2 separate regions of the Homo sapiens genome follow, and region 2 is linked to region 1. The links are chromatin loops, found by intact Hi-C in ENCODE. Cell type or tissue: Caco-2. All regions are shown on one strand. Each heading gives the region's core, and the rest is flanking DNA. Links, peaks and the distances in the headings are about the cores only.

Evidence for each region. Hi-C counts contacts between places; a loop is a spot of excess contacts. Peaks named below come from ENCODE experiments on the same cell type or tissue, not always from the same donor. Only the 100,000 strongest peaks of a DNase experiment are listed, where the experiment ranks them.
Region 2: it touches region 1 in a loop (4-fold over the local background); 3 of 110 quality-filtered maps call a loop at or near these places.

Annotation. Positions count from the first base shown.
Region 1 is chr20:47,447,187-47,463,727 of GRCh38, forward strand. No RefSeq gene overlaps it. Among named protein-coding and RNA genes, the nearest start is that of LINC01754, 43 kb to the left of the region's middle. RefSeq lists silencers at 5,966-6,166, 6,245-6,445 and an enhancer at 6,662-6,871. In Caco-2, for the core only: no CTCF peak of the experiment used is centred there; DNase peaks (open chromatin) are centred at 6,085, 6,385, 7,595 and 8,235.
Region 2 is chr20:47,568,980-47,585,520 of GRCh38, forward strand. NCOA3 (nuclear receptor coactivator 3) reads left to right here. Exons shown (of 23, transcript NM_181659.3): 2 at 14,204-14,282. Among named protein-coding and RNA genes, the nearest start is that of NCOA3, 75 kb to the left of the region's middle. In Caco-2, for the core only: no CTCF peak of the experiment used is centred there; a DNase peak (open chromatin) is centred at 7,842; H3K4me3 peaks cover 442 bases.

The DNA.
Region 1 (16,541 bases), core at 4,565-12,564:
ACTCCATCTCAAAAATAAATAAATAAATAAATAAAATAAATACAAATAAAAATAAAAATTAGGTGGACATGGTGGCCTGCAGTCTCAGCTACTGGGGAGGCTGAGGAGGGAGGATGGCTTGAGCCCAGGAGTTTGAGGCTGCAGTGAGCTGTGACAGTGCCACTGCATTCCAGCCTGGGTAACAGAGGAAGATCCTGTCTGTAAAAAACAAGCAGGCTGACCATGGTGGCTCATGCCTTTAATTCTAACACTTTGGGAGGCCAAGGTGGGAGGATTGCTTGAGCCCACGAGTTCAAGACCAGCCTGGGCAACATAGTGAGACCCCATCTCTACCAAAAAATTTAAAAATTAGCTGGACATTGTAGTGCATGCCTGTAGTCCCAGCTACTCAGGAAGCTGAGGTGGGAGGATTGCTTGAGCCCAGGAGGTCAAGGCTACAGTGAGCTGTGATCATGGCACTGCATTCCAGCCCAGGTGAAAGAGTGAGACCCTGTCTCAAAAACGAATGAATGGGCTGGGCGCGGTGGCTCATGCCTGTAATCCCAGGACTTTGGAAGGCCAAGGCGGGCAGATCACGTGAGGTCAGGAGTTCAAGACCATCCTGGCCAACATGGCAAAACACCATCTCTACTAAAAATACAAAAAGTAGCCAGGTGTGGTGGTGCGTGCCTGTAATCCAAGCTACTTGGGAGGCTGAGGCAGGAGAATTGCTTGAACCTGGGAGGCAGAGGTTGCAGTGAGCCGAGATCATGCCACTGCACTCCAGCCTGTGCAACAGAGCGAGACTCCGACTCAAAAAAACAAAACCAAACAAAAAAAAAGAATGAACAAAGAAAAATTGAGCTTCTAGTGAGGGTCTTGTGCTATGTCATAACATGATACAGAAGAGGAAGCAGACATGTGCAAAGTGACCAACACAAGAAGCAGTCTCGCTTTTTTTTTTTTGAGATGGAGTTTCACTCTTGTTGCCCAGGGTAGAGTGCAATGGCACAACCTCGGCTCACTACAACCTCTACCTCCCAGGTTCAAGCAATTCTCCTGCTTCCTGAGTAGCTGGGATTACAGGCGTGCGCCACCACACCCGGCTAATTTTGTATTTTTAGTAGAGACGGGGTTTCACCATGTTGGTCAGGCTGGTCTCGAACTCTCAACCTCAGGTGATCCACCCGCCTCGGTCTCCCAAAGTTCTGGGATTACAGGCGTGAGCCACCATGCCCAGCCTGCAGTCTTGCTTTATAACAACCTGCTTTGGAGCTGATGAATCCAATCCCATGGGATCGAGAACTCAAGGGAATGAGAAAGACCTTAATACATCTTAATGACCTAATCACCCCTTAAAGGCACCACCTACCAACACTACCTCATTGGGACAAAGTCACGACATAAATTTGAGTGGGGACAAACTGTATTTAAGCCATAGCAAACCTAAAATACTTATTATCAAATGAAAATAAGCCAATGTGGAAAGACTACAAACTGTATGATTCCAATTATATGACATTCCGGAAAAGGCAAAACTATGGAGACAGTCAAAATATCAGCAGTTTCCAGGGGTTAGGAAGGAGGAGATGTAGGTGGTACACCGAGGATTTTTAGGGCAATGAAATCATTCTGTCTGATACCATAATGTGCTTACATTTTACTATACATTGGTCAAAACCCATAGAACTGCATAATACCAAGAGTGAACCCTAATGTAAACTATGGACGTTGATTCATAATGAGGGGTCATGAGGGTTCATCAATTTTAACAAATATACCACTCTGGTGCAGGATGTTGATAATCAGGGAGGCTGTGCATGTGAAGAGACTGGGTATATGGGAACTCTCCATATTTTTTATTTTATTTATTTATTTATTTATTTATTTATTTATTTATTTATTTTGTGATGGAGTCTCACTTTGTTGTCCAGGCTCGAGTGCAGTGGCATGATCTCTGCTCACTGTAACCTCTGCCTCCCAGGTTCAAGCGATTCTTCTGCCTCAGCCTCCCGAGTGGCTGGGATTACAGGTGCCCACCACCATGCCCAGCTAATTTTTGTATTTTTAGTAGAGACGGGGTTTCACCATGTTGGCCAGGCTGGTCTCGAACTCCCAACCTCAGGTGATCCACCTGCTTCACCCTCCCAAGGGCTGGGATTACAGGCGTGAGCCATGGCACCCAGTCTATTTATTTATTTATTTGAGACAGGATCTCACTCTGTCACCCAGACTGGAGGACAATGGCACAATCTCTGTTCACTGCAACCTCCGCCTCCCAGGCTCAAGCGATTCTCCTGCCTCAGCCTCTCCAGTAACTGGGACTATAGGCATGCATCACCACACCTGGCTAATTTTTGTATTTTTAGTAAAGACGGGGTTTCACCATGTTGGCCAGGCTGGTCTTGAACTCCTGACCTCAAATGATCCACCTGCCTCTGCCTCCCAAAGTGCTGAGATTACAGATGTGAGCCATGGCGCCCAGCCCATATTGTTTTTTTTAGAGACAGGTCTTGCTCTGTGGCCCAGGCTGGAATACAGTGGTGTGATCATAGCTTGCTGCAGCCTCAAACTCCCAAGTTCAAGGGATTCTCCCACCTCAGTCACCTCCCAAATAGCTGGGACTGCAGACATGAGCCACCACGCTCATCTAATTTTTCTATTTTTTAGAGGCAGGGCATCCCCATGTTGCCCAGGCTGGTCTTGAACTCCTGGCTCCCAAAGATCCTTTTACCTGGTCTCCAAAAGTGTTGCAATTATAGGCATGAGCCACCATGCACAACCAGCTCTGTGTTTTGCCTTCAATTTTGCTGTCACTCTAAAACTGCTGTATATTATAGTCTATTTTTAAATTTAATTATTTTTATTTTTATTTTATTTTTTTTGAGACGGAGTCTCACTCTGTTGCCCAGGCTGGAGGGCAGTGGTGCGATCTCAGCTCACTGCAAGCTCCGCCTCCCGGGTTCACACCATTCTCCTGCCTCAGCCTCCCGAGTAGCCGGGACCACAGGTGCCAGCCACTATGCCCGGCTAATTTTTTGTATTTTTAGTAGAGACGGGGTTTCACCATGTTAGCCAGGATGGTCTTGATCTCCTGACCTTGTGATCTGCCTGCCTCGGCCTCCCAAAGCGCTGGGATTACAGACGTGAGCCACCGCGCCCAGCTTAAATTTTAATTTTAATTAATTAATTTATTTTTTGAGACAGAGTTTTGCTCTTGTTGCCCAGGCTGGAGTACAGTGGCACAAGCTCGGCTCATTGCAACCTCTACCTCCTGGGTTCAAGTGATTCTCCTGCCTCAGCCTCCTGAGTAGCTGGGATTACAGGCACCCACCCCCACGCCCGGCTAATTTATTTGTACTTTTAGTAGAGATGGGGTTTTGCCACGTTGGCCAGGCTGGTCTCGAACTCCTGACCTCAGGTGATCCACCCACCTCAGCCTCCCGAAATGCTGGGATTATAGGCGTGAGCCCCTGTGCCTTGCCTATAGTCTACTTTTTAAAAGGAGAGGGGGATTGGCCCTGAATGGATCAACTTAGGTCATATGACTCTCTCTGTTCTAATGAATGTGGCCAGAGGAATTGAGCACACTGGTTAGTCATGTTCAGGTGCATGCTCATCTCTGGAGCCAGGAGTGGAATCAGCCCTCCAAAACACATGGAGGCCAGGTTTGGTGGCTCATGCCGGTAATCTCAACACTTTGGGAGGCTGAGCCAAGCAGACTGTTTGAGCCCAGGAGTTTGAGACCAGCTTGGGCAACATAGTAAGACCCTGTTTCTAAAAAAGAAAAAATAAAAATAAATTAATTAACCAGGTGTGGTGGCATGTGCCTGTAGTCCCAGCTACTCAGGAAGCTGAGGGGGGAGGATTGCTTGAACTGGGTAGTTCAAGGCTGCAGTGAACTATGATTGTGCCACTGCACTCCTGCCTGGGCGGAAGAGCTAGACCCTGTCTTCAAAACCAAACCGAAACAAAAAAAACACACGGATTAGGGATGGGAGGGATAGAATCCTAGAAAGAAATTAAGGACTTGTTTCCAGAGAAGAGGGGAACAGATATTCAGAGGTTAAATCAATAGATATTGACTCTCCTAGGCAAAGAGGAGAATGAAATCCTTGTGATCAGACAGCACAGAGTCCAGAGGCCTTGTTGATAAAAGAGATGGAATTTGTGGAAATACTGAGTGATCCATTCTCATTTAGATGTCCAATTAACTCCCATTCACGTCAGCTTTATTAATTTATTGACCACCTAATATGTCCCAGACTTTGTGCTTGGAGTTGAAGAGACTTTTGTGAATAACAACTCAGCCAACAAGTCCATGAATTTTCAAAGGCTCCATGTTTATTCCGTGCACATTTAGAAGACCTTGCAAATTTCACCACTATGAAATTAAATTTCACATGGCCTAATTAGAATATCCGCACCCCTAAATTATTGCAATTGCAGAGAATCGGAGGGTTCAAAGGAAAGCAGGGCACTCACGTAATTCACCACAACCCCCAGGCTGCTGGAACACTTGGTTAACTTTTGACCTTGGCCAACTCCAGTGACCACTTGAAGGGAAGAAAGTGCCATCCCAGGATTGCCCATGATTACTCTTGGGTGGTTAGACCCCTAACTGTGTGCGTCAATCTGGAGATGTTGTTACTGTTCAAAAGAGGGGGACATGAACCACAAATTAATTGGTTTTACATAGGCTTTTAAAACCAACAAAATTAACTTTTTAATATTGTTCATGAAACGAAATACAAACCCTTTATTATTTTAAATTTTAGTGTCTGGACACTTTTGAAGTGGTTTTGTCCGTTTTTTTTCATAAAATACTGCCACTGCTCCATTACTGTTTGTGAGGAAGAAAGTATAATAACACATTGTTTTCTCTGCCCCCGCCACCACCCCACCATGGTTCCTGTTTTTATATATATATATGTATATATGTGTATATATATGTGTGTATATTTTTTTTTTATTATTTTTTTTTCTGAGACGGAGTCTTGCTTTGTCACCCAGGCTGGAGTGCAGTGGTGCGATCTTGGCTCACTGCAACCTCCACCTCCTGGGTTCAAGCAATTCTCCTGCCTCAGCCTCCCAAGCAGCTGGGACTACAGATGCGTGCCATTATGCTTGGCTAATTTTTTTTATTTTTAGTAGAGACAGGGTTTTGCCATGTTGGCCAGGCTGGTCTCCAACTCCTGGCCTCAAGTGATCCGCCCGCCTTGGCCTCCCAAGGTGCTGGGATTACAGGCTTGAGCCACCATGCCCGGCCTCTTGTTTCTATATTAAAGAGACATTTACCTAACTAGATAAAGACCTGCTATGCCATTAACTTAACTTTTTTTTTTTTTTTTTTTTTTAGAGACAGGGTCTCACTCTGTTACTCAGGCTAGAGGTGAGTGGCACGATCACAGCTAACCTCAGCCTTGACCTACCTGGCTTAAGTGATCCTCCCACCTCAGCCTCCCAAGTAGCTGGGACCATAGGTGCAGCGTAAGCCACCACATCATTTAGCAGAAACGGGGTCTTAGTATGTTGCCCAGGCTGTTCTTGAACTCCTAGGCTCAAGCCATCCAACCACCCAATCTCTCAAAGTGCTGGGATTACAGGTGTGAGCCACCACACCCATCTCACACCATTAACTCTTTCAGTCAATCTGCATTAAGCATTTAGTATGTACTTGGTACTATGGAAAGCATCAAAGAAATTGACACTACAGGTTCTAAAAACTTTCCATTGAGGAATTAAGACTTAGTCGGTCTCTAGCTGTGTGATCTTAAGCTAGTTACTTAATGTCTCTGAGTTTCCATTTCCTGATCTATAAAATAAGGATGAAATATTGCTCTTGCAAGGCTCTTGTATATCCATGTATTCAGCAAATATAGCTTGAGTTCCTACTCAGTGTTCCACACACCTTTAGGAAGCAGAGATTCAGTAGTGCTGGGCATTGGAAGGAGTTTTCAGTGGGGATGGAATCCAGGCTGCAAAGAGAAAGCATTTGTATGTGAACGCTTCTGGAAAATTACTTAAAGCTGGGCTCAGTGGCACACGCCTGTAGTCCCAGCTGCCCAGGAAACTGGGGTGGGAGGATCTCCTGAGCCCGGGAGGCTCAGGAGGCTGCAGTGAGCCATGATTGAGTCACTGCATTCCAGCCTGGGAGACAGAGCAAGACCCCGTCTAGAAAAATAAGTAAGTAAGTAAATAAATAATGACCTAAAACCATCCCAGAAGACAGGAACATGAGTCTCTGAAGGCCTCTGTATTAGCTATCTATTGCTGTGTAACAAATTGCTTCAAAATTTAGCAGCTTAAACCAATAAAACATTTATCTCACAGTTTCTGTGGGTCAGGAATCCAGGAGTGGCTTTGCTGGGTGGTTCTGCCTCAGGGTATCTGCCCTGTTTACAGTCATGCTGTTGGCTGGGCTGCAGAGGCTGGAAGCCTCTTTGGGGCCAGATGATTTGTTTCTGAGCTTGTTCATGTGGTTGTGGTCAGAAGGTTTCAGTCCCTCATGACATGGAAGCTGGCTCCCTCACTAAGTGAGAGAGAGAGAGAAACCAAGAGAGAAGTTTTAAGAAAGAGAGAGGGGCTGGGTGTGGTGGCTCACAACTGTAATCCCAGCACTTTGGGAGGCTGAAGCGAGCAGATCACTGGAGGTCAAGAGTTTGAGACCACCCTGGCCAACATGGTGAACCCCATCTCTACTAAAAATACAAAAATTAGCCAGGTGTGGTGGTGCACGCTGTAATCACAGCTACCCAGGAGGCTGAGGCACGAGAAGCACTTGAACCTAGAAGGTAGAGGTTGCAGTGAGCCAAGATGGTGCCACTGCACTTCAGTCTGGGCAACAGAGTGAGACTCCATCTCAAAAAAAAAAAAAAAAAAAAAGAGAGAGAGAGAGAAAGAACCAAGACAGAAGCAGTATTGTCATGATGCACCATCACTTCTGCCTAATTTTACGGGTCACACAGACCACCCTGGTGCAATAGAGGAGGGCACTGCACAAGGTGGGCACACCAGGAGGCAAAGGATCATTGGATCACTGGAGGGCATTTTGGAGTCTGGCTAACACAGCCCCATGACTTTTTTGTGATTTCTCATTTTATTTTATTTATTTTTTTGAGACAGGATCTCACTTTGTCACTCAGGCTGGAGTCCAGTAGCATGATCTTGGCTCACTGCAGCCTCAACCTACCGGGCTCAAGTGATCCTCCCACCGCAGCCCCCCATAAGTAGCTGGGACTACAGGTGCACACCGCCACACTTGGCTAAATTTTTTGTGTGTGTATATTTTTAGTAGAGACAGGGTTTTACCATGTTGGCCAGGCTGGTCTCGAACTCCTGAGCTCAAGCTATCTGCCTGCTTCGGCCTCCCCAAGTGCTGGGATGACAGGTGTGAGCCACTGCATCTGGCCCTGTTCTCACTTTAAATATTCACCTTTTTCCTTCTCCTCCTCCTCTTCCTCTCCTCCTCCTCCTTCTTCTTCCTTCTTCTTCTTCTACTTTTCTTTCTTCTTCTTCTTTTTTATTTATGTTTTTGAAACAGGAAACAGGGACTCGCTCTGTCTCCCAAGCTGGAATGCAGTGGTGCAATCACGGCTCCCTGCAGTGTCAACCTTCTGGGCTCAAGCAATCCTCCTGCCTCAGCTCCCGAGTAGCTAGGACTATAGGCACATGCCACCACACCTGGCTAATTTTAAAAAATCTTTTGTAGAGACAGGGTCTCACATGTTGCCCAGGCTAATCTCGAACCCCTGGCCTCAAGCAGTCTTTCCACCTCGGCCTCCCAAAGTTCTGGGATTATAGGCATGAGCCACTACACCTGGCCTAAACATTCACTTTTATACCTAATTTTGTACTTAAATTTTGTATTTGTTTTAAAGAAGGCTCCCCCAAATTGTCTAAGCTTCAGGTACCACAAAACCTGGATCCATCCCTGGTCCTAAGACAGGTCTTCAGTTTTTTGTGACAGTGGGTGTTAGAGATTTTGTACAAAAGTTCAGAAGCTGGACTCAGCCCAGCGAAAAGGTTTGTTGATCTGCCTGGGGGAAGGTGTGGATTTCAGCCCATCCCTGTATGCCTTCACTCAATACTCCTTTGAAAGCATAAGCTGCTGGAATTAAACCAGTGGTTTTGATGTGCTTGGAGCTGAAGATAAAGTCCTGTTTGCACACTGTAATGGTGTATTTAAACATTTTGACAATTATCAGGTGAAATCTTTGGCTGTTATTGACTCCGCTCCTCTGTAAGTGATTGTGTGCGGCAGGAGAGTCTCTCCACCACATGACTGGGCCCTCACTTACAGGTTAATTGACTTGTTTGGTCGCTTTCTTCTTAAGCCACAGGAGTGGTGAAATGCAATTTTTTTCTTGTGTTCTTTCGTAACACACCAAGACAAACAAAGCTGAGTTTTAAATCCTGTTGCATTTATTAACTTTTGAGGGTCTAGCTATGAGTTTTCAGAAACAACAACCAACCACCAGCTCTTCTGATCTTGGTTTGAATCTCTATGATCTGAGATAAATTAGGTTCCCCCCAAAAAAACACACCCCCACCCCAAGTTGGACACTGAATGATGTATTGGGAATTTGTTTGATACAATAAATGTCCACTATTTATTTATTTATTTTTTGAGATGGGGTGTCTGTCACCCAGGCTGGAGGGCAGTGGTGTGATCTCAACTCACTGCAACCTCCACTTCCCAGTCTCAAGTGATCCTCCCACCTTAGCCTCCCGAGTAGCTGGGGCTACAGGCCTGTACCACCATGCCTGACTAATTTTTTGTAGAGGCGGGGTTTCACCATGTTGCTCAGGCTGTCTTCAACTCCTGGATTCAAGGGATCTCCCCCCAACCCCTGAGATGGCATCTTGTTCTGTCACCCAGGCTGGAGTGCAGTGGCACCATCTCAGCTCCCTGCAACCTCCGCCTCCCAGGTTCAAGTGACTTTCCTGCCTCAGCCTCCCAAGGAGCCGAGATAACAGGCATGCAGCATCATGCCTGGCTAATTTTTGTATTTTTATTAGAGACGAGCTTTCACCTTGTTAGCCAGGCTGGTCTTAAACTCCTGACCTCAAGTGATCTGCCTGCCTCGACCTGCCAAAGTGCTGGGATTACAGGCCTGGACTCAAGGGATCTGCCCATCTCAGCCTCCAAAAGTGCTGGGATTCCTGGCGTCAGCCGCTGGGCCTGGCCTATTATTTCTTATGAGTCTTTGGGTGGTTGCATGGCCCTTCTGTTGGTCTCACCTGGGTTTGCTCATGAAGCTGCACGTGGCTGAAGGCTCAGCCGGGACAGCCAGGTGGCTAAGTCTCTCTCATTCTGTGGGTTTTCTTTCAGAGTTTCTTCTGGTGTGGTGGTCTTGGGGCAGAGTTCCAAAAGAGTGAAAATGGAAGCTGCAAAGTTTTTCAAGGTATAAGCTCTAGACGTGTGCAGCGTCTCTTCTGCCCCACTATGTGGTTAATGTAGGTCCCAAGAAGCTCCACGTGGGTTTAAATCATGTTGGTCTTTTCAGGGCTGTATCCTCAGTATCTAGAATAGAGCCTGGTACATAGAATATTTATTGATGCAACTGAGATTATCATAGTGTATTTTTCTGTGAGCACAGCAGCTTATTCACAGCAGCAGTTTCCTAAATGGTGGCTATTTTATTATAGCTTTCCTAGGGGAGACACATAATGTAAATTTTCTGTTATTTCTTTTCTTTTTTTTTTTTTTGAGACAGAGTCTCGCTTAGTCCCCCAGGCTGGAGTGCAGTGGTGCGATCTCAGCTCACTGCAACCTCCGCCTCCCAGGTTCCAGTGATTCTCCTGCCTCAGCCTCCCGAGTAGCTGGGACTGCAGGCACCGGCCACCACACCCAGCTAATTTTTGTATTTTTAGTAAAGATGAGGGTTTCACTATGTTGACCAGGCTGGTCTCCAACTCCTGACCTCAAGTAATCCACCCGCCTCAGCCTCCGAAAATGCTGGGGTTACAGGTGTGAGCCACTGCGCCCGGCCTCAGTTATCTGCTATTTCTAGGAATACTTTAGGTTGGCACAGAATGAACACTGATCTTAACTGCTTTCCCCAACCTTCCCCCAATTCGCTGTTATCTGATACTCAGTAAACTGCCAGAGATGCATTACCAAAATAATATGGAGGTGGTCAAAATCATCATGAAGAATGTAGACATGGAATCTGTTTGCCTGCGTTCAAATCCCGGCCCCACCTCTTACTCGCTGTGAGACCTTGGATGAGTCATTTAAACGCTCTATGCTTTTGTTTCCTCATCTGTAAAATAGGCTTAATAATTGTACGTATTTCCTGAGATTGATAAAAATTAAATGGGTTAATATTTGTCAAGTGCTAACAAGAGAGGTTGGCATGCAGTCACTGTTATGTAAGAGTTAACTATCATTATAAGTAACGCACAGGCCCTGACTTTGAGTTTCCAATGAGTCACTTTCTTCAGATACCACAAAAACTTTTGGGAGATATTGTTCTCTGCCTCATCTGACAGTCTTCTGGGAATTAGGAAGCCATCAAGATGAACTCTGAGCAAGAGTGAAAGCAGTTCATGACTGGATAGCTTTAATTCACCTGCTTCTAATTTCATCCATGGTGTATAGATTGTTAACTGTGGTTTTCTATCAATAGATATGAATTAGAATGCCTTTTATGGAGAAGTCAGCTTTACAGACTTAAATAGAAAAATAAGGCTGGATGTGGCGGCTCAGGCCTGTAATCCCAGCATTTTGGGAGGCCGAGGTGGGTGGATCATTTGAGGTCAGGAGTTCCAGACCAGTCTGACCAACATAGTGAAACACATCTCTACTAAAAACACAAAAATTAGCCAGGTGTGGTGGCACGTGCCTGTAATCCCAGCTACTTGGGAGGCTGAGGCAGGAGAATTGTTTGAACCTGGGAGACAGAGGTGGCAGTGAGCCAAGATCATGCCACTGCACTCCAGCCTGGGTGACAGAGCAAGACTCTGTCTCAAAAAAAAAAAAAAAAAAAAAAAAAGAAAGAAAGAAAGAAAAAGGAAAAATTATAGCAGGAGCTTTCCTTTATTGATTATTATTATTTCATTATGAAAAAATCTAACATACAAAAGGAGAGAAAATAGTATCATCATCTCCCTTGTCCATTATCTGGTTTCTACAATTATCAGCTCAAGTGGGCACAGTGGCTCATATCTGCAATCCCACTGCTTTGGTAGGTTGAGGCAGGAGGATAATTTGAGCCCAGGGGTTAAAGACCAGCCTGGGCAACATGGCAAGACCCTGTCTCTACAAAAAATTTAAAAATTATCTGGGTGGGCCAGGCACGGTGGCTCACGCCTGTAATCACAGCACTTTAGGAGGTCGAGACAGCTGGATTACTTGAGCTCAGGAGTTTGAGACCAGCCTGGGCAACATAGTAAAACCCCATCTCTACCAAAGATACAAAAATTAGCCAGGTGTGGTCGCACACGTCTGTGGTCCTAGCTACTTGGGAGGCTGAGGCAGGAGGATCACTTGAGCCTGGGAGGCAGAGGTTGCAGTGAGCCAAGATTGCGCCACTGCACTCCAACCTGGGTGCACACCATCCAAAAAAAAAAAAAAATCAGCTGGGCATGGTGGCACACACCTGTAGTCTCAGCTACTCAGGAGGCTGAAGCAGGATGGGGATCACTTGAGCCCAGAAGTTGGAAGCTGCAATGAGCTATGATCCCACCACTGCATTCCAGCCTGGGCAACAAAGCAAGATCCCGTCTCTAAAAGAAAAATAAAAACATAAAAAAGATATTGACAATTAGCAATTTAGGGGCAATCCTGCTTCATCTTTCCCTCCACTCTTGTTCCTGCTGCTTGGATTACTTTGATGCAAATCTCAGCTATCACACCACTCTGTGGATACTTCCGTGTGTATCTCTAAAAAATAAAGACTCGACTTTGGTCATAATCACAATTCTAATATCATACATTTTAAAAGTTAACAATGGCCGGGCGCGGTGGCTCAAGCCTGTAATCCCAGTGCTTTGGGAGCCCAAGGTCGGCGTCAGGAGCTGGATGTGGTGGTGTGTGCCTGTAATCCCAGCTACTCAGGAGGCGGAGGCAGGAGAATTGCTTGACCCGGGAGGCAGAGGTTGCAGTGAGCTGAGATTGTGCCACTGCACTCCAGCCTGGGCTACAGAGCAAGACTCTGTCTCAAAAAAAAAAAAAAAAAATTAACAATAATTCCTAATGTCATCAAATATGCAGGTACTTGATATATTCAAATTTCCCAGCTGAGAGCATTTCTTTGCTGAACTCTTTGTACCCTGTAACATTGGGACTCACTCCCTGACGTCCAGCGATTGGATGCTGTGTCAGAGAACACAAGGAACAGTAGAGCCTGTGTTTACCTTTATTTATCAATGCAATTTTTCAACAATTTATGAGAACAGTTGCCAGAAAATTATGCGGCACATAGACAGTGTTATAGTTAATCTACTGGCTAAGGGATGCCCAGGTAGCTGGTAAAACATTTCCAGGAGGGTGTTTCCAGAAGGGATTAGCATTTGAAACAATAGACTGAGTAAAGAAGAACCTTGCTCGCCAGCATGCATGGACATCACCCAATCCTTGAGGGTCTGAATTGAAGAAAAAGGCAGAGGGAGGATGAATTCTCTCTCTGTTTCAGCTGAGACATCCACCTTCTCCTGCCATTGGACATCTCGGGCCTTCTGACTTGGACCAGGACAGATGCTGTTGGCTCCCTTGGTCCTCAGGCTTTCAGATTCGTACTGGAACCGCATCACCAGCTTTCTCGGGCCTCCAGCTTGCAGATGGCAGATAGTGGGACTTCTCCGCCTCCATAATCCTATGAATCAATCCCTGTAATAAATCTCTTCCTGTTCATAACTATCTATCTATTTATCTGTCTATCTATCTATCTATCTACCTACCTACCTACCTATTATCTGTCTACCTATCGCTGATTTTTTTTTTTGAGATGGAGTCTCACTCTATTGCTCAGGCTGGAGTGCAGTGGTGTGATCTTGCCTCACTGCAACCTCTGCCTTCTGGGTTCAAGCGATTCTCCTGCCTCAGCCTCCCAAGTAGCTGGGACTACAGGCATGTGCCACCACGCCCAGCTAATTTTTGTATTTTTAGTAGACATGAGGTTTCACCATGTTGCCCAGGCTGTTTTCGAATTCCTGACCTCAGGTGATCCGCCCATCTCAGCCTCCCAAAGTGGTGGGATTACGGGCATTACCTATCATCTATTTATCTCTTTATTATCTATCTATCTATCTATCTATCTATCTATCTATCATCTGGTATCTATCACCTATCTCATCTATGATCTATCAATCTATTATCTATCATCTATCTATTAATCTATTATCTATCAATCTATCACCTATCAATCTATTTCTATTATTTATCTATTATAAATCAATCTATTGCTCTATCTGCCTATCATCTATTTATCATCTATCTACCTATCATCTATTTATGTACCTATCTACCTATCATCTATTTATCATCTATTATCTATCACTTATCTATCATCTATCAATCTACACTTGATTTTAGCCAAAAGGCCAAGAGGCGATCTATCTATCATCTATCAATCTATTATCTATCATCTATTAATATAATTATCTATCTATCTATCTATCTATCTATCTATCTATCTATCTATCCTACTGGTTCTATTTCCCTGGAGAACCCTGACTAACACAGGCGGTAAGTAAGTTGTAGTGGTAACTGGGTTTGAGTCTGCCTCCTCCACTCCTCAACCACTTGAATCTCTCTATGCCCTGCCTTAGCCACCTATGAAATGGGAATAATTACAGCAAGGCCAACTCTTCTTCTTTTTTGGAGACGGAGTCTCACTCTTTCACCCAGCCTGGAGTGCAGTGGTGCGATTTCAGCTCACTGCAACCTCCGCCTCCTGGGTTCAAGTAATTCTCCTGCCTCAGCCTCCGGAGTAGCCGGCTAATTTTTTTGTATTTTTAGTAGAGACGGGGTTTCACCTTGTTGCCCAGGCTGATTTCAAACTCCTGAGCTCAGGCTAACCGCCTGTCTTGGCCAAGTCTTCTTAATGTCTGTTCAGCATCTCTTCTCCCTGTCTTCCTTTTGTCACTGGAACCCCCCCATAGGATGCCCTAACACACAGATTTTGGTATGAGTGTGTTCGGCCCCATCTAACTGAGGATGCATCGGAGAGGTCAGATGTGCACATTCACTGTGAAGGGACAGCCTTGAACGTGGACCCACACAGGGGTGATTACTGGTGATGAAAACTCCCTTGAGTTTTACTGAGTTGCATTGCCAGAAGTGACATGATTGTCTAAAGTAGTGAACAAGTTTTGGTAATGTTCCAAACAAAAGAAAGTACAGGCTTCCTTTAATTTATACAGAAGTGACCTTTGTGGAAAATTCAATAATATTGTCTTAAGTCTGTTTTTTGTTGCTTATAACAGAAATAACATAATACATAAAACTTGGTAATTTATAAATAAAAGGAATTATTACTTTTTTAATTTTTAATTTATGTGGGTACATAGTAGGTACATATATGAGGAATTATTTCTTACAATTATGGAGGCTAAGTCCCAGGCTCGAGGGGCTGCATCTGATGAGTGCCTTCTTGCTGTTGGGGACTCTTTGCAGAGACCCAAAGAAGCACAGGGCATCCCATGAAGAGGGGCCTGAGCAGCTACCTGAGGTCTCTCTTCTTCTTCTTCTAAAGCCACAAGTCCCACTCTATGACAACTCATTAATCCATTTACCCATTAACTCATTAATCTATTAATTCATGAATGGATGAATCCATTCATGAGAGCTTTCATGACCCAATCACTTCTGTTTTTTGTTTTTCTGTTTTTTTTTTTTTTCTTTTTGAGACAGAGTCTTACTCTGTCACCCAGGCTGGAGTGTAGTGGCACGATCTCGGTTCACTGCAACCTCCGGCCTCCTTGGTTCAAGCAATTCTTCTGACTCAGCCTCCCCAGTAGCTGGGATTACAGGCATGCATCATCATACCTGGCTAATTTTTGTATTTTTAGTAGAGATGAGGGTTTCACCATGTTGGCCAGGCTGGTCTTGAACTGACCTCAGGTGATCTGCCCGCCTCGGCCTCCTAAAGTGCTGGGATTACAGGTATGAGCCACTGGGCCAAGCCCAATCACTTCTTAAAGGCTGAACCTCTCAGTACTGCCACATTGGGTATTAAGTTTCAACATGAATTTTCAAGGGGACAGTCAAACCATAGCAGATAGAAGTGTGCAAAAAAACGCAATCAGACCAGGTGCGATGGCTCACGTCTATAATCCCAGCACTTTGGGAGGCTGGTGGGTGGATAACCTGAGGTCATGAGTTCAAGACCAACCTGGACAACACGGCAAAACCCCGTCTCTACTAAAAATACAAAAACTAGCCAGGTGTGGTGGCGCCTGCCTGTAGTCCCAGCTACTCAGGAGGCAGAGGCGGGAGAATCACTTGAACCAGGAGGCGGAGTTTGCAGTTAGCTGAAATCATGCCACTGCCTGGGCGACACAGCGAGACTGTCACAAAAAACAAAGAAACAAACAAACAAATGCCTTTTTTAGGAATGAGGAAGACACAGAGAGTTCATACATGTGCCCAAGGCCACATTAAGCTCCTAACTGCTATAAACTAGCTGCCTAAATAGAAAGAATGTTCTAGAAGGACAGAGCAGAAAGGCTCAGAGTGGTTACCTCTGAAGAAGGGTGAAGGAAAGGGTACAAGGAGAAGGCTGGGTGTGGTGGATCATGCTCATAATCCTAGCACCTTGGGAGGCTGAGGCAGGCAGATCGCTTGAGGCCAGGAGTTTGAGACCATCCTGGGCAACACAGCAAGACTCTCTAAAAAATAAATAAATGCTAGCCAGGCGTGGTGGCGCATGCCTGTAATCCCAGCTACTCAGGAGGCTGAGTCAGGAGAATTGCTTGAACCCAGGAGGCGGAGGTTGCAGTGAGCCGAGATTGCACCATTGCACTCCCGCCTAGGCAACAAGAGCGAAACTCCGTCTCAAAAAATAAAAAATAAAAATAAATAAATAAATAAATACAACTTAAAAATAATATAGGTTAACTATAATACCTAATAAAGTTTGACATTTACCTACTGCTGACCCAGTAATTCCACTCTTGGATTAAGAGAAATGTGTGCCCATGTCCATAAAAATACTTGTTCCAGGCCAGGTGTGGTGGCTCATGCCTGTAATCCTAGCACTTTGGGAGGCTGAGGAGGGCGGATCACCTGAGGAAAAAAATTAGCTGGGCGTGGTGGTGCGCGCCTGTAGTCCCAGCTACTCAGGAGGCTGAGGTAAGAGAATCGCTTGAACCCAGGAGGTGGAGGTTGCAGTGAGCTGAGATCTTGCCATTGCACTCCAGCCTGGGCAACAGGGCAAGATTCCATCTCAAAAAAAAAGAAAAAAAAATTTGTTCCAGAATGTTCATAGAAGCTTGTTTCATAATAGTCCAAACTGGAAACAACCAAGTGCCCGACAACAAGAGGGTAAACAAATGATGGTATGGTCCCAAAATGGAATTCTACTCAACAACAGCCAGGAAAGAATTACTGGGGC
Region 2 (16,541 bases), core at 4,804-12,803, 120 kb after region 1:
TTTTGCTCTGTTGCCCAGGCTGGAGTGCAGGGTGTGATCACAGCTAACTATAACCTCTGCCTTCCGGGTTCAAGCAGTTCTTCTGCCACAGCCTCTCATGCTGAGGCAGGAGGATCACTTGAGCCCAGGAGTTCAAGACCAGGATCACTTGAGCCCACGAGTTTGAGACCAAGCTGGGCAACATAGCAAGACCCCATCTCTATAAAATATTACAAAAATTAGCTGGGCATGGTGGCATGCGCCTGTAGTCCCAGCTACTCGGGAGGCTGAGGTGGGAGGACTGCTTGGGCCTGGGAGGCAGATGTTGCAGTGAGCCAAGATTGTGCCTCTGCACTCCAGCCTGGGCAACAGAGCCAGACCCTATCTCCCCACCCCATACCGTCCCCCAATAAAAAATAAATAATTTTGTTTTTTTAAAGGCTGGATGCGGTGGCTCATGCCTGTAATCCCAGCACTTGGGGAGGCTGAGGTGGGTGAATCACCTGAGGTCAGGAATTTGAGACCAGCCTGGCTAACATGGTGAAACCCTGCCTGTCTCTATTAAAAATACAAAAATGAGCCAGACATGGTGGAGGCGCCTGTAATCCCAGCTACTTGGGAGGCTGAGGCACAAGAATTGCTTGAACTCGGGAGGCGGAGGTTGTAGCGAGCTGAGATTGTGCCACTGCACTCCAGCCTGGGTGACGGAGAGACCCTGTCTCAACAACAGCAACAACAAAAGTCAATCCTCTCAAAACCCTGCTGCTCATGGCTGGGCGCAGTGGCTCACGCCTGTAATCTCAGCACTTTGGGAGGCCGAGGAGGGCGGATCACAAGGTCAGGAGATCAAGACCATCCTGGCTAACACGGTGAAACCCCGTCTCTACTAAAAATACAAAAAATTAGCTGGACGTGGCGGCGGGTGCCTGTAGTCCCAGCTACTCGGGAGGCTGAGGCAGGAGAATGGCACGAACCCGGGAGGCAGAGGTTGCAGTGAGCTGAGATCACGCCACTGCGCTCCAGCCTGGTTGACAGAGTGAGACTCCGTCTCAAAAAAAACAACAAAAAAAAAACCCTGCGGCTCCTTTAAGAACTATGTTTATGTGATATTCTAAGTCTTTTTTTATGATTTCGACAATGTTCACAGAATCTTCACTGGGGTAGATGCCATCTCATGAAACCACTTTATTTGGTCATCTATAAGAAGCAACTCCTTAAGGCTGGGTGTGGTGGCTCACACCTGTAATCCCAGCAGGCGGATTGCTTGAGCCCAGGACTTTGAGACTAGCCTGGGCAACATGGTGAAACCCCATCTCTACAAAAAATACAAAAATTAGCCAGGTGTGGTGGCACATGCCTGTAGTCCCAGCTCCTCAGGAAGCTGAGGCAGGAGGATTGCTTGAGCGTGGGTGGTTGAGGCCTCAGTGAGCTGTGGTACGCCACTGCATTTCAGCCTAGGTAACAGAGTAAGACCCTGTCTCCAAAAAAGCAGGGAGCAACTCCTCAAACTCCTCATCTGTTGAAGTTTCATCGTGAGGTTACAGTAATTCAGTCACATCTTCAGATTCCATGTCTTTTCCTATTTCCACCACACTTCCAGTTACTTCCTCCACTGAAATCCTGAACCCTTCAAAGTCATCCATTAGAGTTGGAATCAACGTCTTTCAGACTCCTATTTGTGTTGATATTTTGACCTCCTCCCGTGAATCAGAAATGTTCTTAATGGCATCTAGAATGGTAAATCTTTACCAGAAAGATTCACTTTGCCCATATCCATCACAGAAATCATTATCTATGGCAGCTGTAACTTTATGAAATATGTCTTAAATAGTAATACTTGAAAGTTAAAATTGCTCCATAATCCATGGGATGCAGAACAGATGTTGTGTTAATGGGCGTGAAAACAACATTAATCTCTTTGTACCTTGCTATCAGAGCTCTTGGGTGACCACGTGCACCGTTAATGAGCAGTAATATATATACACACACACACACACACACACACACACACAAGTATATACATATATGTGTGTGTGTGTGTGTGTATATACATTTTTTTTTTCCCATACAGAGTCTTGCTCTGTCATCCAGGTTGGAGTGCGGTGGCATGATCTCAGCTCACTGCAACCTCTGCCTCCCAGGTTCAAGCAATTCTCCTACCTCAGTCTCCCAAGTAGCTGGGATTACAGGTGTGTGCCACCACGCCTGGCTAATTTTTGTATTTTTAGTAGAGACAGGGTTTCACCATGTTGGCTAGGCAGGTCTAGAACTCCTGACCTCAGGTGATCCACTCACTTCAGCCTCCCAAAGTACGGGGATTACAGGTATGAGCCACCGTGCCCGGCTAATTTTCTTTTCTTTCTTTTTTTTTTTTTTTGAGACAGATTCTCGCTCTGTTGCCCAGGCTGGAGTGCAGTTGCGTGATCTTGGCTCACTGCAACCTTCACCTCCTGTGTTCAAGCGATTCTTGTGCTTCAGCCTCCAGAGTAGCTGGGACTACTGGCACACACCACCACACCCGGCTAATTTTTGTGTTTTTATTAGAGATGAGGTTTCACTATGTTGCCCAGGCTGGTCTCGAACTCCTGGCCTCAAGCAATCCACCTGCCAGCAGTAATATTTTGAATTTTTTTTTGGTGAGCAGTAGGTCTCAACAGTGGACCTAAAATATTCAGTAAATCATGCTGTAAACAGATGTCATTCAGGCTTTATTGTTCCATTTATAATGCACAGGCAGAATAGATTCAGTGTAATTCTTTTTTTCTTTTTTTTTGAGACAGGGTCTGCCTCTGTCACCCAGGCTGCAGTCTGCAGGCTGCAGTGCTGTGGTGCAATCTCAGCTTAATGCAACCTCTGCCTCCAGGCTCAAGCAATCCCTTCCACCTCAGCCTCCTGAGTAGCTGGGACTACAGGCACATGCCACCATGCTCGACTAATTTTTTTGTTCTTTATGGAGACAGGGTTTCACCATGTTGCCCAGGCTGGTCTCTAATTCCTGGACTCAAGTGATCTGCCTGCCTTGGCCTCCCAAAGTGTTGGGATTGCAGGTGTGAGCCACTACACCTGGCCCTTTCATTTTTATGTTATGTAGATGGGTTCTTTCCTTAAACCTCATGAAGCAACCTCTTCTAACTTTTCTTCAGCTTCCTCAACTGTCTCAGCCCTCATAGAATTGAAGAGAGTTATGGTCTTGCTTTGGCTTATGGAATATTGTGGTTGGTTTGATCTTTCCAGTCCATGAAAACATTCTTCTTACCAGCAATAAGGCTGTTTCACTTTCTTGTTATTCCTGTGTTTATTGGAGTAGCACTTTTAATTTCCTTTTAATAACTTTCTCTGAGGCTGAGGTAGGGGGATCGCTTGAACAGCCAGCAGTTCAAGGCTGCAGTGAGATGTGATTGCACCACTGCACCCCAGTCTGGGCCATATGAACGAGACCCAGTATCTAGTAAAAGAAAAAAAAACAGTACTTGTCTCTTCGCATTCACAACTTGGCTGTTTGGTGCAAGAGTCCTAGCTTTCAGCCTCAGCTTTTTGACATGCCTTCCTCACTAAGCTTAATCATTTCTAGCCCCCCCCACCTGCCTTTTTTTTTTATGAGACAGTCTCACTCTGTTGCCCAGGCTGGAGTGCAGTGGAACAATCTCAGCTCACTGCGACTTCCACCTCCCGGGTTCAAGTGATTCTCCTGCCTTAGCCCACCAAGTAGCTGGGATTGTAGGTGTGCGCCACCAGACCCAGCAAATTTTTATATTTTTGGTAGAGATGGGGTTTCACCATGTTTGTCAGGCTGCTCTTGGGCTCCTGACTTCAAGTCATCTGCCCGGCTCAGCCTCCCAAAGTGCTGGAATTACAGGGGTGCGCCACCATGCCTGGCCCATTTCTAGCTTTTGACTTAAAGTGAGAGATGTGCATTTCTTCCTTTTACTTACTTGAACACTTAGAGACCACTATAGGGTTATTATTTGGACTTATTTCAATATTGCTGTGTCTCAGGGAATAAGGAGGCCTGAAGAGAAGGGAGAGAGATGGGGAATAGCTATTGGAGCAGTGAGAATATACACAGCATTTACTGATTAAGTTTACCATCTTATATGAGCACAGTGCATGGTGCCCCAAAACAATTAACAATAGTAACATTGAAGAACACTGATCGCAGGCTGGGCATGGTGGTTCACACCTGTAATCCTAGCACTTTAGGAGGCTGAGGTGGGTAGATCACCTGAGATCAGGAATTCAAGACCAGCCTGACCAACATGGTGAAACCCTGTCTCTACTACAAAAATTAGCCAGGTCTGCTGGCAGGCGCCTATAACCCCAGCTACTCAGTAGGCTGAGGCAGGAGAATTGCTTGAACCCGGGAGGCGGAGGTTGCAGTGAGCCGAGAGCTGAGATCCTGCCACTGCATTCCAGCCTGGGTGACAGGGCAAGACTATTGTCTCCAAAAAACAAACAAACAAACAAAAAAACACTGATTACACATCACCATAAGAGATAAAATAATAATGAAAAAGCTTCTTGAGATAATAGGAGCATCACCAAAATGTAAGGGAGGCATACAAAGTGAGCAAATGCTGTTGGAAAATTGGCACCAGTAGACTTACCTGAAGCAGGGCTGCCACAAACCTCAATTTGTAAAAAGCGCAATATCTGTAAAGCACAATAAAATGAGGTATGCCTGTAGGGCCAGGAAAAATTGAGGAAAAATTCATTCCTCTTCACTGCCCCACAGGTGTCTTGGGGAGAGGGAGTATGAAAAACTAATTTAATTTTACCCTTTGTCTTTCAGGTTTGTCCTATTTCAAAGGCACGTGATGGGATCTTTTTGAAGTGCCTTTCTTAGCCACACCTAGGGATTAGGTTCTCTGAATTCAGGGACTTCTCACAGTATGTTTTTACTTGGTTGCCTTCCTTTTCCTAAAATGATTTAAGAAGTCCTTTGCACATACAGAATGCTCCGTGGCCATTAAATAACAACCCTTTTCCTGCCAGTCATTGACCTCCAAAAATTCAAGGGGTCAGTTTGTTTGAACTTGAGATCTAACACCATTTGTTCAGTTTTTTTGTTGAAATTACTGAATCAAACTTCAGAAAAAGGGTGGGGAGCACAACAGAGTGACAAAATTATGCTATTAAGTTGTGTAGAAAATAGAAAACACTTTTGAACATATAGACAAGATAAAAAGGCCACGTTTTGCGTTCGTCATACAACCGCTAAAAATACAGCAGTGCCTTGCTGCTGCTCTGTCTCTGTGGAATATCATGGTTAAAGTATAACCCCCATTTGGTGCATAGGAAAAAGGCACACAAAATTAATTTAATTTTTCTAAGATTACATATATAAAATTACAAGGAACGTGTAGATTTCCTGACTATACCTGGTATTTTATCAATGAATTGAAATGTGTAAAGAACCTCAGAGTACAACAGAGTAATTACTATGGTTTCCTAGCATGCATTGTAACTACTTAATACATTATTAATTATTCAGGGAGGTGGTTTTTTCTAGTTGCTACTATGTATATTTTGATTTTTTTTTTTTTTAGCACAGAGGCATAGTAATATTTGTATTAATGTTGGTGAAATGAAAATTTAAAATTTTATGTAAAATGAAAATTTAAATTGAATTTCAGAACAAAACTTTATCAAATATTTTCCAAAATAGGCTTTTGTGTTTTAAGTTTCTACCTTAATTAACTTTTAGGCCACCCTTGGTTTTTGAAATTTGAATCTGATTCTGTTTTCTTCAAGGGCCTGTATCTTCCTTTGTATACGCTTTGCATAGCAAGTACAGGTCATGCTTAGCATTGTGTTGAATGTTGAGTTTATTTCAGTGTAAACTGAATGCTTTAGCGTAAACTCAGCATTCAACACAATGTCTGGCATTAAATGATTTGCATAGTATTATGTAAAATGTTCTTGTACATTGTAGCAGTGAGGATATCTGATATAATTTTGACATCAGCATTATATATGTAATTACATTTCTATTTTTAAGTATTAAGGAATGGAAATATTTTAATCTTAATATACTTAGGAACTCTGGGATCTTCCCCAACCTCCCCACTTCCCCCAATAGCTGCTGCTGGAGATGGAATCCTATCTGAGGGTTAATAATAATGCCATCACCCATTCCCTTCCCCCAGCCTTATGCTAGAGCCTAGTTTGCCTGCAGCTGCAGTGCTAGGCATCTTTCAGGAAGTGACCTTGGCTTGTATTAATCAAATTCAGAACACACAAAAAAGCTTCTTGCTAACATGCTGACTTGATGTAAAATTTTATCGCATCCATTTTGTTTCAAAATGAGGCCATTTTGTAAAAAGAAGATATACAGAAGACCCCTAATTTATTATATATCTATATATACGTATATGTAAAGCTTTTGCAAACCATGTTGAAAAAACAACTAGGTCTATTTTAAAGTAGACTTTTTATTGCCAAATATGCATAAACTTAAATCATGAAGGCTTGGGAATTGTTACTAGAAAATTACTTCTTTTAATGTCGAATTAAGAAAAAACTATCAGCATCGAGTTTATTTACTATCTTAACTGACATTATATTGCTATATAAACTTTAAACACTGAAGTTATTTTGGAACCCTTCAGCAGTTATATTAAGTCACACACTTCTGTATATTTGCTTACTTTCACGTTTTCAGAAATAACTGGTATCTTACTTTGCTGGTTTGGATAAGAGCTAATATCCTACATGAAATCGTTTTCTTAGGCAATGGTGGTGCCTACAGGGTATTCTAAACGTAAAGGTAAATTTAAGTCAATGAGTCTGTTAAAATTCAACTACCTATTGTGTCAAAGAGAGAAATATTGCTAACTACAAATTTACAGTGTGTTCATTTAGGATTTGACTAATCATTTTAATAGTAGAGCAGTTAATACAGCGATTTCACTTTTATCCTGTGGTGCTTCAAAGGCATCTAGTTTTTAAATGTAGTCCAGTTAAGGTGTATGTAGTAGAGGTTTTCATTTTAGACTTGCTCAATGTTAAATATAGAATGTTGAAAATATTATTTAATGGATTAGTTTATTGGTTTCTGCATTTGAAGAAATTTACATAAATTAGTTAGGGAGCAGTTGTACCTACTGCCAAATGGTTCACTCCTGAGTTTATTGTACAGTTACTCCCAGGTACTGAAATATAAGAAAAGAAAAATTTAAACCTTAGCTAAGAGCTCTGCCTGCATTTCTGTGGATCCACATTATGAAAAGGATAGAGGAACATTACCTGTGTATAGTAATGGTTTGAGGAGAGGGTAGGGAAACTATGCAAATAAAAAAATTGGGGTATAGGCAAATCCTTCAGTTAGATGTCTTTATTATCTGAGTTACTTTTAAAGCATTTACTGGATACACAACCAGTATTATCTTTTTACCATCCTATAAATTGTTCATAGAATTGCAACCTCATGGAGGAAAATCCATCTCCTTTACCTGCCTAAATTTATTCTTTGTCTTGATACTAGCATTAATAATTGGTTTGTTAGATACTACAGGCTAAAGAAACTCAGATTTCAAGAAGAAAGAAGATAATTACTCGATCATTTCTCCCCTCAAACACCTGTTTAAAATATATTGTCTTGAATAAAATTGTCACCTTGAACTTATTGTGTTCTTTGCCTTCTCCACTCCCCTGTCCTTAAAAAAAATAAAAAGAAGGGAAAGCCTTATAAGAAAAGGAAAATGTGCAATCCTGGTAGCCAATGAGTTAATGTTCATTTGCAGCCCGAGGGGTCAGCATGCAGCCTGTGTTTCCTGATTGGCTGCTAAAAGGTGAAATTGAAACCACTGTAAACTTTTGACCCTGTAGCAATTCTTGTGGAACGCCTTCCACTGGTGGAGCCCAGAGCTTTGCTCACTTCCCCACCCAACTCTCCCACCCTCTTTCCTGTATTTATTTTGTGTGATCCTGCAGCACTGCATGCAGTTTTTCCAAAGTGGCAGGGAGAGAGAGGCAGAACAAGCGCAAGCAAGCGGCTTGCTTGAATGCCTGTTTTGGTAACCATTGGATAAGAGCTAATATTCAACTCAGCCAAAGATATCAGGCCTTTTATACTAATCTGCCAACCAGATTTTTAAGTTTTCTCCTTAATCTAAAGCTAATTTAAAAAAATTTAGGCTAGTTTAGTTCCATTGTTCATCAGTGGATAGTATCGTTGTATAAGCAAAAATGTATGGCATAATTTCCTGGATGTCTTGAATTAAAAATAAGTTTTAAGTTTTAGCTACCTTTACCCCATTTATGTTTCCTGTATCCCTATGTAATTTTTACACAAATGGCCATTTCATAGAAGGTTTTTTGTCTTTTGCCTTTATTATGAAGAAACTCAAATGGCATTTTGGTTATGACAACTCTGGACATAATTGCAGAAATTGTACAATTAATGCCTCCCCCTTTGGCTGAGATAAATGGTTTTGGATTTGTCTTGCTTTCACATGTAAATAGTGTTGAACAGTTAACAACCCCATGAAAAAGGCAGGGTAGTTTTTCTCTATTCTTTCCTTATACTCTCATGGGACTCTGGTCTTTTTAATTCTTCCTTTTATCCATGGTGTCTAGCACAATGTGGCACATGGATGCTTAGCAGATGCTTACTGAATGAACATAGCTTTCATTTTAGGAACTTTAGGTCTGTTTATACCTGCTTCCCTTTTCCTAATTAATTGATGGCAGCAACTGTGATTTGCTTATTTCCAAGTGCCAGTGCAGTGCCTGATTCTAATAGATACACAGCAAGCATTTAATTGAAATCGAATTAAAATCTAACACAAGATCATTTCAAGAAGCAGGACTTTACAAAATCTAGGTTTTCAGAAGCCAAGGCGTCTGTTTTCACTGCGTTATTATGAATTTTCAGGCTGATTCCGTATAGAACTAAATGTTTAATTTATTAAATATGTAGAATACATTATAAGTCAGCTTGATTCTTTCTAGTATATATCACAAGATATGTGGTAATACCTGTCTTTATTTTACTAGACATGCATATGCTGTAATTTGAAATAATTCCTTGTCCCCCACTCCCTTATCAAGAAGATTATAGCATTTAAAAAAGATTGTTATAAATGTCTTACCAATGTTCTCCTGGGAAGCAAATACATTTTTACTTAATTGAACATACAATAATGGACTAAGTAATGGGAAAAAAAAATTCTTAAACTGAGTTAAGTTTATATAGCTCAAAAAAAGTGGTACCATTTTATATAACTTTATTATTATTATTTTTTAAGACAGAGTCTTGCTCTGTTGCCCAGGCTGGAGTGCAGTGGCGCGATCTCAGCTCACTGCAACCTCTGCCTACGGGGTTCAAGCGATTCTCCTGCCTCGGCCTCCCGAGTAGCTGGAACTACAGGCGCCCACCACCACACCCAGCTACTTTTTGTATTTTTAGTAGAGATGGGGTTTAGCCATGTTGGCCAGGCTGGTCTCGAACTCCTGACCTCAGGTGATCTGCCCACCTCGGCCTCCCAAAATGCTAGGATTACAGGCATGAGCCACTGCACCCAGCCCCATTTTATATAACTTGAAATGTTCATATGATTTTCAACTTGCATTTGGTCTTCTCCTTTCATTATAGCTACAGATTAGCTGTAGTTGATTGTTGCAAGTGAAACCTGTGGTTAGAGTTTTGATCAAAGATACTTATCACTTGATAAATAATCCCAACTGCAAAAGTGTTGGATTTTGACGTTAAATTTAACACTAATATTTTGCAGCCTTTAACCTGAAATTCATTTGGTGACCCAGTCTACTCTGTAGTACTTTGAAGATTATTGAGCAACAGCTAGCTTTTCCCAGTGACAGTGGCTCCCCTTTTCTGTGATTTTAGGGAAGTGAGGAAGGAGATCCTGGGAGCAGTGCCAGTGGGAGCTTGGAAAGAACAATGGGTTTAATATGATTAATTGTAGAATCCTTGCCCCTTTTCATGTTCAACAGTAAAAGAAAAACATGTTTATAATATTCAGTGGCTGCTTTTTGCCCTGTTGGTGTTTCCAAGCATTATATATTATATAGTTTGGATTTTCCTGTGTATCAACTCCTCTCCCCAATTTTATTCTTTGTTCTGGCTTTGAGGCATATCTTCTCAGACTAGCTATTAACAAGGCTTAATTTGATGTTTGATTTCCCCTCACGTCCTTTTAGGTCTCTGGTGATGAAGGCTTAAAATAAAAACCTAAAACTAAAACAGGGGCCATGTTGTCCAAGATGGACTCAGATTCCTGAGCTCAAGCAATCTTCCTGCCTCAGCCTCCTGAGTAGCTGGCGTTACAGGTGTGCGCTGCCATGCCTGGCCTGGTGATGCAGGTTTTGGTAATGTAGATGTCATCAGTAAACCATTAATTCTACTAGAAAATTTAATGTCCCTGTTACCTTCTCAGATGTCTAATGTTTCTGGAACTTCTCACATTTAGTTTTATGTCAGTATGATTTGGTTTTTGTATGTGTGATTGATGAAAATCTGAATTGTGAAAAGGGATAATCTTGTTTTTGATAAAGAAAAAAAATACTGTCCTAAGAAATCTGCTAGGATTGTTGCCTTTGCAGAATCTTTTTTCCAGACAAGTTTAACTCACCAGCAAATTTACTAACAGTTCTATACTTACAGGATCCTGGTATATAGTAGTACTCCTTTCCAGGTTCCTGGTAGGCAAGCCAATCATTGTTCTGTGACTATTTGCGAATCTCTCTGGTTTAATTATACACTTCCTTGGAGGGGAGAATTTTGTACCTGGCTTGTCTTTGTGTTACTGAACTGAACTGGGTCTATTTTTCTGTGTATGCAATGGAAAGCTGAACACTAAGCACCAAGTTTTTGTAGGAAGAAAAGTTTATTGCAAGGCTGCTGTGTAAGGAGACAGGAGTTGGGCTCAAATCTGCCTCTCTGAACTAGAGTTTGGGTGCAGGTTTTATATTTGGAGAGTAATGAGGTGTGATCTGAGTGGATCCTGCCATGGGATGATGTCAAGGCTTGATTTGGTTGCATCTTCTGTCCTGCCATGTGGTGTCTGCTCTTATTCATTCGCTGTTCCTCAGTTTGATCATTTAGATTCCACCCATGGTTGCATTCTTTGTTCATCTGGGCATGCTGACTTTACATGATCTTCCACCTGGGGGTCCAGCAGTTAACATTTGGGTCCAAGGGTGCAGATTGGCAGGGTCAGCATTCCTTTGAGAAGTACGAAGACCAGCACTATAACACTGGAGTATTAATCTAGGCCCTCTCACCACCTTCTACACGAGGCAGCAGTAATTGTTTCCTAGGTCCATTATGCTACTAGATACTTTCTGACTCAAATTCCTTTCCTGGCCGGGCACGGTGGCTCATGCCTGTAATCCCAGCACTTTGGGAGGCCGAGGTGGGCAGATTTCTTGAGGTCAAGAGTTCGATACCAGCCTGGCCAATGTAGTGAAACCCTGTCTCTACAAAAATTAGCTGGGCATGGTGGCATGCACCTGTAATCCCAGCTACTCGGGAGGCTGAGGCAGGAGAATCGCTTTAACCCGGGAGGCAGAGGTTGCAATGAGCCGAGATCATGCCCCACTGCACTCTAGCCTGTGCAACAGAGTGAAACTCCATCCCCCACCCCCATCCCCCCAAAAAATCCTTTCCTTATCCCACCTCTTTTGTTCCTTAGGTGCTAACCCCACCCCATGACCCTCCTTCGTCTTTCCTAATAAAGGAAAAAACATAAGAGAACCATTTTAGAAGTCAAACCTGATTTAAAACAGGGCCAGAAGATCTTAGAGGTTCTTTACAGAAGTTCTGCCTACCTTTTCTCCGTTCATCTTACACGAATTAAATTGGATAGCATAAAAATTCAAGTTAAAAAACATAACATTCGGTCCGGTATGGTGGCTCACACCTGTAATCCCAACACTTTGGGAGGCCGAGGCAGACAGATCACTTGAGCTCAGGAGTTCAAGGCCAGCCTGGGCAACATGGTGAAACCCTGTCTCTACAAAAAATATAAAAATTAGCTGGGTATGATGGTGTGTGCCTGTAGTCCCAGCTCCTTGGGTAGTTGATGTGGGAGTATTGTTTGAGCCTCGGAGGTCGAGGCTGAGGTGAGCCATGACCATACCACCACACTCCAGCCAGTCTGGGCACAGAGTGAGATCCTGTCTCAAAAAGAAAAAGAAAAAAGCTACAACTTTGGTGCACAAAATTATTAAAAATATTATATAAAATTACCTTCAGGCTGTGTGTATAAGTAACATAAATGAATTTTATGTTTGGACTTGGGTTTCTTCCCCTAGATATCTCAGTATGCATATGCAAATATTTAAGAAATCTGAAAAAAATTCGAGACACTTATGCTTCTAAGCATTTTGCATAAGGGATAGTCACCCGGCACTACCTAGAGTTTTCTTTTTCCTTTGTTGTGAGCCACATGTAATGTGCCTCCCATTCCCTGCTCACTGATTTTCTCCCCTCTAATTTTAGTTTCAGAAACACAACAGACCTTTCCATAATGCAGCTAGATTGTGGTTGGCTCTCCCTATATACTGTCTGCAGACTACACTACGTGGAATGTCCATGGCTATAATATGTTTGTTACTTGTAACTTGTGAATATATCATTTTTCCTTTCCCCCATACCAACAGATCTACCAATTCCAGCATGAAAGCTATTAACTTTAGGGCGTAATTATGGTTGTTATCTTGGTTCGATACCATTGGAATTAGTGGCAATCATATTGTTGCTTTATTGTTAAATTTGGAAATTCATAAGGTAAAGTGAATGTTCTTACTGGTTCACTTATTTATTGCAGCAGAACCTGCACGCCATTTCTTCAAGTGCAAAAGCCTGCTGTTTATATGTTCATGTGTTTTATTGTAGATTATTTTGAAGAACGGTCTCTCATTTCCTTGCTAATATTTTGTTTTGGTGGTCAAAATGCATCCTTTTATAGAAGGCAAGAAAACATCTGAGCCTTTCCTCTGGCCTTTGCTTGTTGGCTTTATCCATCCCTCCCTCATCTGATAATTTTTGGACTAGGGCATTTAAGCATTTGATTCTGCCAGGGTATTAATGTTGTCTTTATTCTCTGTTGAGCACTGATTTTGGACAAATGAATACCCCCACAAGTTCAGAGTACCCATCTGTTTTGATCACTTTTCAAGATTCAGAACTGGTCTCCACCACCTCCACTTTGCATTATCCATTTTTACAAACTGTGACAGAGTACATATTATATATGCTATGCCTGACTTTTATTTTAATTAATTAATTAATTAATTTACTTATTTTTGAGATGGAGTTTTGCTTTTGTTGCCCAGGCTAGAGCGCAATGGCATGGTCTTGGGTCACTGTAACCTCTGCTTCCCTAATTCAGGTGATTCTCCTGCCTCAGCCTCCTGAGTAGCTGGACTACAGGCGCATGCCATCACACCAAACTAATTTTTTGTATTTTTAGTAGATATGGGGTTTCACCATGTTGACCAGGCTGGTCTCAAACTCCTGACCTCATGTGATCCACCCACCTCGGCCTCCCAAAGTGCTGGGATTCGAGGCATGAGCCACTGCGCCTGGCCCTGACTTTTGTTTTTTAATTTTTATTTTTTTGTGTGTGGAGATGGTGTCTTGCTATGTTGCTCAGGCTGATCTTGAACTCCTGGCCTCAAGCGGTCCTCCTACCTCAGCCTTTCAAAGTTCTGGGATTATAGGCATGAGCCACTGCGCCTGGCCCTATGCTTGACTTTTCAAACAGAAGTAGTGATTATATGGTACAATAAGACATCTACTCAAATTCCTAGGAAGAGGTGGTGTACTTGATAGCTTTTGTTTGTTTCATATATCCAGGGAAGGGAAAAATGGGAAGACTTAATTTTTTTGAGAGAGAATCTCGCTCTGTCACCCTGGCTGGAGTGCAGTGGCATAGTCTCGGGTCACTGCAACCTCTGCCTCCCAGGTTCAAGTGATTCTCCTGCTTCAACCTCCTGAGTAGTTGGGATTACAGGCGGATGCCATGTCGCCCGGCTAATTTCTGTATTTTTAGTAGAGTTGGGGTTTTGCCATGTTGGCCAGGCCAGCCTTGAACTCCTGACCTCAAGTGATTTGCCCGCCTTGCCTCCCAAAGTGCTGGGATTACAGGCGTGAGCCACCACGCCCGGCTGGAAGACTTAATTTGTGGGTGACTAATCATAATGCTTAAATGAAGAAAAGACAATAAAATTCAATCCCTCCTCTTCTTTTTGTCCTCAGGATCAAAATACTTGCTGGATGGTGGACTCAGAGACCAATAAAAATAAACTGCTTGAACATCCTTTGACTGGTTAGCCAGGTAATTCAGCTTTAGTTTGATTTGATCCTTTGTAATTTTTTGTCTTCAACCTTCTGAAGATATTACCCTCCTCTTTAATTTATGATTTAATTAAAACTATTTATGCTTCATGTTTTTCTCTTTAATGATTATTAAATGAATGTGCTTAGAGTACTTGAGTGAATACGTATGTGTATGTACAGTTGGCCCTTGAACAACTGAGGACTGGGGACACTGACCCCTTGTTCAGTAAAAAATGTGCAGAACTTTCGACTCCCCCCAAACTTAACTACTAATAACCTCCTCTTGCCTAGAAGCCTCACTGTTAATATAAACAGCTGATTAACACATATTTTGTATGTTACATATATTATATCCTGTATTCTTACAATAAAGTAAGCTAGAGAAAATAAAATGTTATTAAGAAAATTATGGCCAAGTGCAGTGACTCATGTTTATAATCCTAGCACTTTGAGAGGCTGAGGTGGTTAGATCACCTGAGTCCAGGAGTTTGAGAACAGTCTGGGCAACAGAGCGAAACCCCATCTCTACAGAGAATGCAAAAACTAGCCAGACATAGTGGCCTGTGCCTTAGTCCCTAGCACTAGAGACACTGAGGTGGGAGGATTGCCTGTGCCCATGAGGTTGAGGCTGCGCCTCAGCTGTGATTGTGCCACTGCACTCTAGCCTGGGCAACAGAATGAAACCCTGTCTCCAAAAAGAAAAAAAAGAAATAGAAAAAAGGAGAAAATTTTAAGGAGGCTGGACATGGTGGCTCACTCATATGCTCACAACTATGATCCTAGCACTTTGGGGATTGGAGGTGGGAGGATCACTTGAGGCCAGGAGTTGGAGACCAGCCTAAACAACACAGTAACACCCCCAGTTCTACAAAACACACAAAAAATTAGCTAGCAAGGTGGTGTGCGCTTGTAGTCCTAGCTGCTTGGGAGGCTGAGGTGGGAGATTGCTTGATCTCAGGAGTTTGAAGCTGCAGTGAGCTATGACTGCACCACTACACTTCAGCATGGGCAACAGTATGAAACCTTGTCTCTAGAAAATAAGTAAATAAATAAATAATTAAAAAGGAAAGACATGGCCGGATGCGGTGGCGCATGCCTGTAATCCCAGCACTTTGGGAGGCCAAGGTGGGTGGATCACCTGAGGTTAGGAGTTTGAGACCAGCCTGGCCAATGTGGTGAAGCTCCGTCTCTACTAAAAATACAAAAATTAGCCGGGCATAGTGGCGTGTGCCTGTAATCCCAGCTACTCGAAAAGCTGAGGCAGGAAAATCACTTGAACCTTGGAGGTGGAGGTTGTAGTGAGCTGAGATCATGCTACAGCACTCCAGCCTGGGCAACAGAGTGAGACTTCATCTCAAAAAAAAAAAAAAAAGTCATAAGGAAGAGAAAATATACATATTATTCATTAAGTGGATCATCATAAAGGTCTTCATTCTTTTCGTGAGGTTGAGTAGGCTTGAGGAGGAGAAAGAAGAGGAAATGTTGGTCCTACTGTCTTAGGCATGGCAGAAATAGAGAAAAATCTGCGTATAACAGAACAAATGCAGTTCAAATGTGTTGTACAAGGGGTTATGGTATTCGTATATATGTATATACATACAAATACAAACATAATTTTGGGGGAAGAGAAGAAATTCCCCCTCCTTATGTGTGAATATTTTAATGGCATTTAGTCAAACATCTGAATTAGCCTAACTTACATTTGCTGTTTCACCTTGTGAAGACAAATTTCCCCAGATTGCTTGTGCTGGCAAATAACATTTCATCTAACCCCTTTCTTAACTTTTTTTTTTTTTTTTTTTTTTTTTGAGACAGACTCCCTCTGTCACCCAGGCTGGAGTGCAGTGGTGTGATCTCGGCTTACTGCAGCTTCTGCCTCCTGGATTCAAGCAATTCTCATGCCTCAGCCTCCCAAGTAGCTGGGATTACAGGCGTGCACGGCCACATCCGGCTAAGTTTTGTATTTTTGGTAGAGATGGGATTTCACCATGTTGGCCAGGCTGAAACTCCTGGCCTCAAGTGACGTGCCTGCCTTGGCCTAAAGTGCTGGGATTATAGGCGTGAGCCACTACGCCTGGCCCCTTTTCTTAACTTTTAATATTACATCAGAATAGGAAAAATGAGAATAGAAAAAGCTGTCTAGTTGCCGAGAAAACAATCATGCTTTGCTTAGCTAAATTTCTTTTGGTAATCCCATCATTCTCTTGGTTAGCTAGGTTTGAAATCTGAGTTGTCTTTGAATCCCACCGTACTCTGA